Linked DNA regions of Homo sapiens: region 2 is linked to region 1. Evidence: read pairs that join two places in POLR2A ChIA-PET (ENCODE). Cell type or tissue: endothelial cell of umbilical vein. All regions are shown on one strand. Links, peaks and the distances in the headings refer to the core of each region. The heading gives the core; the rest is flanking DNA. Region 1 overlaps PCBD2 (pterin-4 alpha-carbinolamine dehydratase 2). Region 2 overlaps SAR1B (secretion associated Ras related GTPase 1B).

What was found. Peaks named below come from ENCODE experiments on the same cell type or tissue, not always from the same donor. Only the 100,000 strongest peaks of a DNase experiment are listed, where the experiment ranks them.
Region 2: POLR2A ChIA-PET joins it to region 1 with 9 read pairs; 5 of 35 experiments call an interaction of 5 or more read pairs at or near these places.

What each region holds. Positions count from the first base shown.
Region 1 is chr5:134,910,823-134,915,220 of GRCh38, forward strand. All of the region lies in intron 2 of PCBD2 (pterin-4 alpha-carbinolamine dehydratase 2), which reads left to right. Among named protein-coding and RNA genes, the nearest start is that of PCBD2, 7.9 kb to the left of the region's middle. In endothelial cell of umbilical vein, for the core only: no CTCF peak of the experiment used is centred there; no DNase peak of the experiment used is centred there.
Region 2 is chr5:134,612,994-134,617,391 of GRCh38, forward strand. All of the region lies in intron 3 of SAR1B (secretion associated Ras related GTPase 1B), which reads right to left. Among named protein-coding and RNA genes, the nearest start is that of SAR1B, 18 kb to the right of the region's middle. In endothelial cell of umbilical vein, for the core only: no CTCF peak of the experiment used is centred there; no DNase peak of the experiment used is centred there; H3K27ac peaks cover 241 bases.

The sequences.
Region 1 (4,398 bases), core at 100-4,099:
CTCTGTTGCCCAGGCTGGAGTACAGTGGTATGATTGTGGCTTACTGCTGCCTCGACCTCCTGGGCTCAGGTGATCCTCCCACCTTAGCCTCCTGAGTAGCTGGGACTACAGGCATGTGCCATGCCCAGCTAATTTTTGCATTGTTTGGAGAGGCAGGGTCTGGCTATGTTGCCCAGACTGGTCTCAAATTCCTGGCCTCAAGCGATCCTCCTGCCTTGGCCTCCCAATGTGCTGGGAATAGAGATATGAGCCACTGTGCCCAGCCTGAGCTTTTTATACTTATCAGAAAGGGGCATGAATAAAACTGGTTGAGGAAGATGTACCTGCTTGACTTATTTTCCCTGACTTTTTCTGGGCCGTTGGTAATTTTTCTTTCTTCCTGCAGTTAAATTTCTATCTCTCAGTCATCTCCCAGGCTGCACCCTTTTCCCTGACTGGCTTATTTTTCTCCAGCCCAGTAGCCAGATCCTGAACCTTTTCTTAAAACCTGACCTCCCCCTTGGAAGTCAGCTTTAACAAGGTAACTGTTCCATTAGGGACCCACCCTGTTTAGAGAGTCATCTCCCATGACTTAACCTTCAGTTATTACACCACTGCATTTGTAAAAGGTAAATGCTTTTGACTATTTTGTTTGTTCAGTTAGTTTGGTAATCCTTTGGACAGATTTATTGTTTTTATTTATATTGGGTGTCGGCATCTAGAAGTCAGAGACCATGTTTGCTTAAATAACTCTCTATTGTACCCAACACAGTTCTGGGTACAAACAGGCATTTGATAAATGCAGACATTGATTACAGTGTTTGCTAGTTTCTAGAAGGGTGTGTGAGGACCAGATTTGCACCAAAGAAACCTTCGGCATGTTTTCCTAGTAAATGTCATTGGCTCCACTGAGCTGCATGCCCGATTCTGTTCTCTATCCATCTGGCTGCCAGCCTCTGCTGTGAGTCTCCAACTCCTAAGGAAACCTGGACCAAGCAGACTCCCTGTCCCCGCTGCCCCACGTGCTCAACAGCTCTTGTTAGGGGCTTAGCACGCTGTGGCTGGTGGCAGGGAATCCCATTGGTACAGTAAGCCTGTGCATAAGCTCTAGGTAGCATTTTCCAAGCTTATTAAAATTCTTACATATGTACAGCTTGACTTCTTTAAACCTGGCCTAATTTATTGGGCTTGAACATGTGGCTTAAAGTACTCGAATGGTGTTGCCTCAGGCCCTGCCTATGATTCAGTCCTCCAGCACCATTCTGACCTTGCGCTCAGGGTGACTTTCAGCAATGGTAGGGAAGCATACTGGATTGATTGTAACATTATTCACTGGGGCATTTAATTAAGTAGACTTTTTTTTTCCCATTCACCCAACTTTTAGGAAAAAGAGGCAGATGACAAGAAAATCAGCTGATGTCAGGGAATGTATTCAGAGAACCAACACTGAGATTATATCCGGGGGTCAGTTTTCCCACTAGGCTCCTATGACTTCTGCGTGTACCATGGCCTGTAATGGTAACTGGTGTCCTGACAGTTGTCAGTGCCCTCCAGCGAAACACAACTAGGAACACACCTACAGTCGAACAAGTTGAGCTTATTGCTTATTGCTGTGAGGGAGAGTGCACACCAAAGGGCACCGTGGGGTGAGCCCATATAGGATTTGGGCTGTGGTAGTGATTTGGGGACTTTACTCTGGATTAGATGCTGTCAGGAAATGGGCAACTCTGTCATTTGGTATTTTAATAAATCGTATCTATAGGGAGAGTAGATTAAAGCAGTGCCAAAGCTGAAACTGAAGAAGAAGCAATAGTCACTCATTAGCTGGGAGAGGAGGATGTTTGGTATTTTGTGGCTTGGACAATGTTCATGTTTTGTCTGTGTTCAGGTATTGCAGAGTGGTCTTGTTTTTGTCTTCATCCATCATGGTCACAGAGTGGCCTTGTCTGGTGTTGATGTTGATGTTCGAAAGGAGAGCACCAAGGACTGGTTGATAGTACCAGGCCAGCGCCCAGGTGTCAGGAGTTGGTTTTCTCTTGCTCACAACTCGTGAGTAGAGTAGTGACCCTCTGGCGCTGATGGGTCCTCATTCATCTTTCATTTAGGACAGAAAAGCCATTGTTTTTTATTGTAACAACAGCATAACATTAAAATAGGATGGTGTAAGTAAAAAAAATTTCCAATCGCAACTACTTTTATTTTTCTCTGTTCTCTTCTGGTCTTTCTCCATGGGTATGTTTGTTTGCCAAGTATGCCAGAGCATGCCAGTTATACATGTGGTTACATTTAAAAAAATTTTTTAAATTTTATCATGAAATATTTATTAATTCAACAAAGATTTATTAAGCATTTTCTGTGTGCTAGGTGCTACTCTAAGCTCATACAGCTCCCATCCCAGTGGGAAAATAAACAATAAACAGATGAATAGGAAATATAATTTCAGCTAGTGATGAGTACCCTGAAGAATAAAGTAGGGAATTGGAGTGGAGGGGGACAGAGGCACTCTTGGAGGTAGAGTGGTCTGGAAAGTCCTCTCTGGGGAGGGGATCTCTGAGGCCTGAATAATGTGAAGGAGCTCAGCACATGGTGATCCAAGGGAAGAGCTTTCCAGCTGGAGAACAGCAAGCACAGAGTTTCCAAAGCAGAATGACCTTGGCATGATTGAGCCAGAAGCAGAAGGCCAGTGTGGAGTGGAGCAGGCGAGGAGACGAGGGGAAGGGTCAGAGCATGGGGGCCTTCTTGGCGTGGTGAGGAGTTTGGATTTTATTCTGTGAAGGAAAGCTAATGGAGGATTTCAGGCAGAGAAGTGTCATCCTGTGGCTGTGTTCTAAAAAATCACCCTGGCTGTTCTGCTCAGAATAGGCGGTAGGAAGGTCAGAGTGGAAGCAGGCAGACTCTGTAGAACACTGTTGCAGATGTCTAGACCGGGGATGATGGGGGTCTTATGGAGGTATCAGTGGGGATGGAGAGAAATGTAGGGTTCCACATATTTTGAAAGTAGAATAATCAAGACTTGCTGAATGATTGGATGTGTGATAGGGGAGGGTCAAGGATGGCACCAAGGTTTTGGTTCAAGCTATAGTGTAAAGGGTAGTGCCACTGGAGCCATTTACTGAGCTGTGGAAGATGGGGTGCAAGGTGGGGGGCAGGGGTATGGAGGTGAGAATCCTGTTTTCACATGTCAGGTTTGAGGTACTTATTAGTCATCCAAATGGAGTTATTGGGTTAGGAGGTGGGTGTAAGAGGCTGGAGTTCAGGCTGAGACAGCAGTTTGTGAGTTGTCAGAGGGGATCACTGTGAGAGCATGGTCCAGTTAGGCAGGAGAGGACAGGATCAGATGGGCAGTGGAGGCACAGCGATGATATGTCCATTGTGGTTTAGATGCCAATAGGCCGTTACATTCATCCTGGGAAAAAGAGGGCCATTCTCTCCTGATTGCTTTTGTTTTTTAGTGAGATCATCAATTGAGAGCAAGTAGGGGTGGAAGGGAAGAGTGTTGGAGACCTGGGGAGATAAGAGAAGGAGTGGAATAGTCATTTTGGAGACTAAGATAGTGAAAAAACTTGAGAAACGTGGCTGGTTGCTAAGCAGTTCTCAGTGTCACTACAGATTTGGGGTCAAACATTTAAAGTGAACATTTTGTATGTTTTTTTTCCTGCTGTGTTCCGCTGCTGTGCACAAGCTGGAGTAGATGCAGAGTTGGGCTTAACAAGGACTGAACTTTTGCTAAATGAATGCAATGGAGGAACAGAGGGACAAGGGAAAAAAGGGAGGGACAGAAACGCTGGCCCTTGGAGTCTCGGCAGGGTAGGGAAGTACAGTTGTGATGGGGAGGTGATAGTGATGAGCTGAGAGTGTCATTTGACATCATCTATTTTTTTTTTTTTCAGATGGAGTTTCACTCTTGTCACCCAGTCTGGAGTACAATGGTGCGATCTTGGCTCACTGCAACCTCCACCTCCCAGATTCAAGTGATTCTTCTGCCTCAGCCTCCAGAGTAGCTGGGATTACAGGCGCCCGCCATCATGCCCAGCTAATTTTTTGTATTTATAGTAGAGATGGGGTTTTGCCATGTTGGCCAGGCTGGTCTTGAATTCCTGACCTCAGGTGATCTGCCCGCCTCGGCCTACCAAAGTGTTGGGATTACAGGCATGAGCCACTGCACCCAGTTGACATCATCTTTTTGAAGGGAAATTGAGCAATGCCTATCAACTTTTAAAACTCACATACCAGAGCCGGGCGCGGTGGCTCACATCTGTAATCCCAGCACTTTGGGAAGCTGAGGTAGGTGGATCACGAAGTCAGGAGTTCGAGACCAGCCTGACCAACCTGGTGAAACCCTGTCTCTACCAAAAATACAAAAATTAACCAGGCGTGGTGGCGTGCGCCTGTAATCCCAGCTACTCAGGAGGCTGAGGG
Region 2 (4,398 bases), core at 244-4,243, 300 kb before region 1:
ATTTGCCCTGGCATACTTACACTGGTCCAAGCAAGCATTAGGTCATAGCCTGTTCCTCTTCCTTATTTGAAGGTGTTTTTACCTTTCTCAGCATTCCACAAGTTACTTCCTCCTTCCTTTGTTCTCCTCTGCCTTTGCCTCTTTTAAAAAGTTCTAAGTTGCTAGCCAATCAGGACAAATACAGAATGTGAGGTCCCATTCCAGCCAATGGAAACCGGACACAGCAGTAGGGTGGACGCATCAGATTATAAATGACCCTGTCTCCTTTGTTCGGTGTACTCTTGTGGCAAAACTGCTGGCAAGTGTACCCTTTCTGCAGAAAGTAAAAATGGCCTTGCTGAGGAAATTAAATTTATGTTCAAGTGCTATCCTTTACAGCACCAGGGAACAAGCATTTCTAACAATAGCTTATATTTACTACTTAATGTTTGATTTACTTTTATTGCAAATAAGGTCAAATCAAACATTTACAAACTGGTACAATAATACTTTTTTGTAATTAGATATACACCAATTCATACTGACAATATAACAAATAATTGTAATATTCAGTTCTAGTATTCTACTCACCACAAATCCAACATTTATTTTTCCTTCTCTATTCTTCCTGCTGAAAATGTTAATCTCTTCAGACAATTATTTGCTATGAATTCAAATAACTGCTCCAATCTAATAATTGTTCATATAATTCATCTTAAATGATACAGGTGAAATAATTTTCTCTTATGGCTGACATAAGACAGTCTTTAATTACAAAAACAATTACCATAAAAAATTGTGGCCATTATTTCCATAACTATCTTTCTTTCTCCTCCCTTCCACTTCTGGGACTTCAGTTGCAGGTTTGTTAGACTGCCTGATGTTGTCTCACCAGTCATTGAGGCTCTGTTTATTTTGCTTTCAGTCACTTTTCTCTCTGTGCTTCATTCTGGAGTTTCTGTTGCATTGAGTTAAGTTTAGTGGTCTTTCTTTCTGCAGTACTGGCACTATCTAATTTACTATTAATCCTATCCAGTGAAATTTCCATTTCAGGCTGGGCATGGTAGCTCACACCTGTAAGCCCAGACTTTGGGAGGCCAAGGTGGGAGAATCACTTGAGCCCAGGAGTTCGAGACCAGCCTGGGCAACCCAGGGAGACCCTGTCTCTATTAAAAAAAAGAAAGAAAGAAAAAAAAGAAATTTTCATTTCAAATACTGTATTTTTCATTTCTAGAAGTTTCATTTGATTCTGTGTTATATCTTCCATTTCTTTCCTCATGTTTGTGTTTTCCTTTAAATCCCTGAGCACATTCATAACGATTGTCTTATGTCTTAATCTGCTAATTCCATCATCTTTGTCACACTTGTGTCTGTTTCTACTGACTGAATCACTTTCCTGTTTCTTTGCATGTCTAGTAATTTCATATTGAGTGCTGGATTTTGTTGTAGTCTTTTGAAGAAGGTTGAATTTTGTTCTGACAGTTCACTTGCTTACAGATCAGTTTTTAACATTTGTTAGAAGGCTAAATGGGATTAAACAACAATTCCTGGCCCCATGAGAGCTCTAGTAATTATTTGGCTAACAGCATTCTTACAATTGTTCTTTGACTAGCCTTTTGGAGCTTTACCCATTGCATGCACAGATTGGTATTCAGCTATGTAAATTTCTAGAGTCCTTTCTCTCCAGAGGTCCCTCCTCTCCGGTACTCCCTCCTCTCTGTCCTAGCAAAAAAATTCTAGTCCTGTTGGCCTTTCCAAATTCTGGTCTACATCTCCTCAACTCAGCAAGACTATTGGACTATGTTTGGGTGTCCTCTCTTTGCACCATGGTCTGAAAATTACCTCTTGGCATAAAACCAAAATAGAGTTGTTTCCTTTCTCTCAGGAATCACAGTCCTGTGGTAGCTGTTGCCCAATGTCTGAAAACAGTTGTAGCATCTTTTTTTGTCCGGTTTTCTAGTTGTGTACAGTGGGAGGGTAATTCCAGAACCAGTACTCACTTATGGCCAAAAGCACAAGTGCCCCATAATGACAACATAAGTTTTAGTGTAGCTACTTTAGCCCAGAGTTTTTATCTTCTTAAGAAATTCTGGGGGCCGGGCGCGGTGGCTCACGCCTGTAATCCCAGCACTTTGGGAGGCCGAGATGGGCAGATCACGAGGTCAGGAGATCGAGACCATCCTGGCTAACGAGGTGAAACCCCGTCTCTACTAAAAATACAAAAAATTAGCTGGGTGCAGCGGCAGGTGCCTGAAATCCCAGCTACCAGGGAGGCTGAGGCAGGAGAATCGCTTGAACCCTGGCGGCAGAGGTTGCAATGAGCCGAGATTGCCCCACTGCACTCCAGCCTGGGGAACAGAGCGAGACTCCATCTCAAAAAAAAAAAAAAAAAATTACCCAGGCATGGTGGCAGGTGCCTGTAATCCCAGCTACTCAGGAGGCTGAGGCAGGAGAATCACTTGAACCCAGGAGGCGGAGGTTGCAGTGAGCCGAGATTGCGCCATTGCACTCCAGCCTGGGCAACAGAGAGAGATTCTGTCTGAAAATAAGAAGAAATTCTGGGCCGGGGGCGGTGGCTCACGCCTGTAATCCCAGCACTTTGGGAGGCTGAGGCGGGTGGGTCACGAGGTCAGGAGATCGAGACCATCCTGGCTAACACGGTGAAACCCCGTCTCTACTAAAAAAATACAAAAAATTAGCTGGGCGTGGTGGCAGGCGCCTGTAGTCCCAGCTACTCAGGAGGCTGAGGCAGGAGAATGGCATGAACGCGGGAGGCGGAGCTTGCAGTGAGCCGAGATTGCACCACTGCACTCTAGCCTGGGCGACAGAGCAAGACTCCGTCTCAAAAAATAACAATAATAAATAAAGAAATTCTGTATGTAGGCCAGGTGCAGTGGCTCATGCCTCTAATCCCAGCACTTCGGGAGGCCGAGGCGGGTGGATCACTTGAGACATCAGGAGTTCTGAGACCAGCCTGGCCAATGTGGTGAAACCCCGTCTCTACTAAAAATACAAAAATTAGCCAGGCGTGGTGGCAGATGCCTGTAATCCTAGCTACTAGGGAAGCTGAGACAGGAGAATGTGGCAGGCGGAGGTTGCAGTGAGCCGAGACTGGCCACTGCACTCCAGCCTGGGCAACAGAGCGAGACTCCATCTCGGAAAAAAAAAAAAAAAAAAAAGGGCAGGGCACACGGTGGCTCATGCCTGTAATCCCAGCACTTTGGAAGGCCGAGGGGGGCGGATCACCTGAGGTGAGGAGTTCGAGACCATCCTGGCAAACATGGTGAAATCCCGTCTCTACTAAAAATACAAAAATTAGCCGGGAGTGGTGGTAGGCTCCTGTAATCCCAGCTACTCGAGAGGCTGAGGCAAGAGAATCGCTTGAACCCGGGAGGTGGAGGTTGCAGTGAGCTGAGATCATACCATTGCACTCCAGCCTGGGGGACAAGAGCGAGACTTTGTCTCAAAAAAAAAAAAAAAAGAAAGAAAGAAATTCTATGTGTAGATTGCCAAATGAATAAAATATTTAATACAATCTATATTCAAAGTCACTGTTCATAAGGAAAAGATAATGCTTAGTTAGCAAACCACCTCTATGGTAATAATCCCCAATATACTTTCTGCTTTATAAAAGAAGTCTGAATTAGGCTATTTAAGATACAGAACACTGTTAACATCCCAGAAAGTCTCCTCTAGCCCCTTCCCAGTCAATCCCCATTTTCATCTCCGGAAGCAACCACTGATCTGAATTCTATCACCACAGGTTAGTTTTGTCTGTTCTAGAATTTCATATAAATGGTATCATACAGTAGATAACTTTTTATGACCAGCTTCTGCCATGTAGCATAATATGACTGAATGTATCAGTGGTTTATTCATCTTTCTTGCTAAGTAGCATTCCATTATTTATCAATTTCCTTTTTGATGGACATTTGAGGTGTTTCCAGTTTTTGGCTATTACAAATAAAATTAGTATAGGCTGGGTATGGTGGCTCACACTTGTAATCCCAGCACTTTGGGAGGCTGGATGGGAGGATCGCTTGAGCCCAGGAGTTCAAGACCAGCCTAAGCAACATGGTGAAACCCTATCTCTACAAATAAATTAAAAAATTAGCCAGATGTGGTAGCATGTGCCTGTAGTTCGAGCTACTTGGGAGACTGAGGTGGGAGGAACACTTGAACCTGGGAGGTTGAGGCTGCAGTGAGCCGCGATTGTGCCATTGCACTCCAGCCTGGGCCACAGAGTGAGACACTGACTCAAAAAAAAAAAATAATAATAACTCACCACCAACAAATAAAGCTAGTATAAACATTTTTGTACAAGGTTTTTGGTAAATGTATTTTCTCATTTCTCTCGGGTAAGTAACTAGGAGTAGAACTGCCAGATCATAGGATATATGTAGGTTTTCACATATGCTT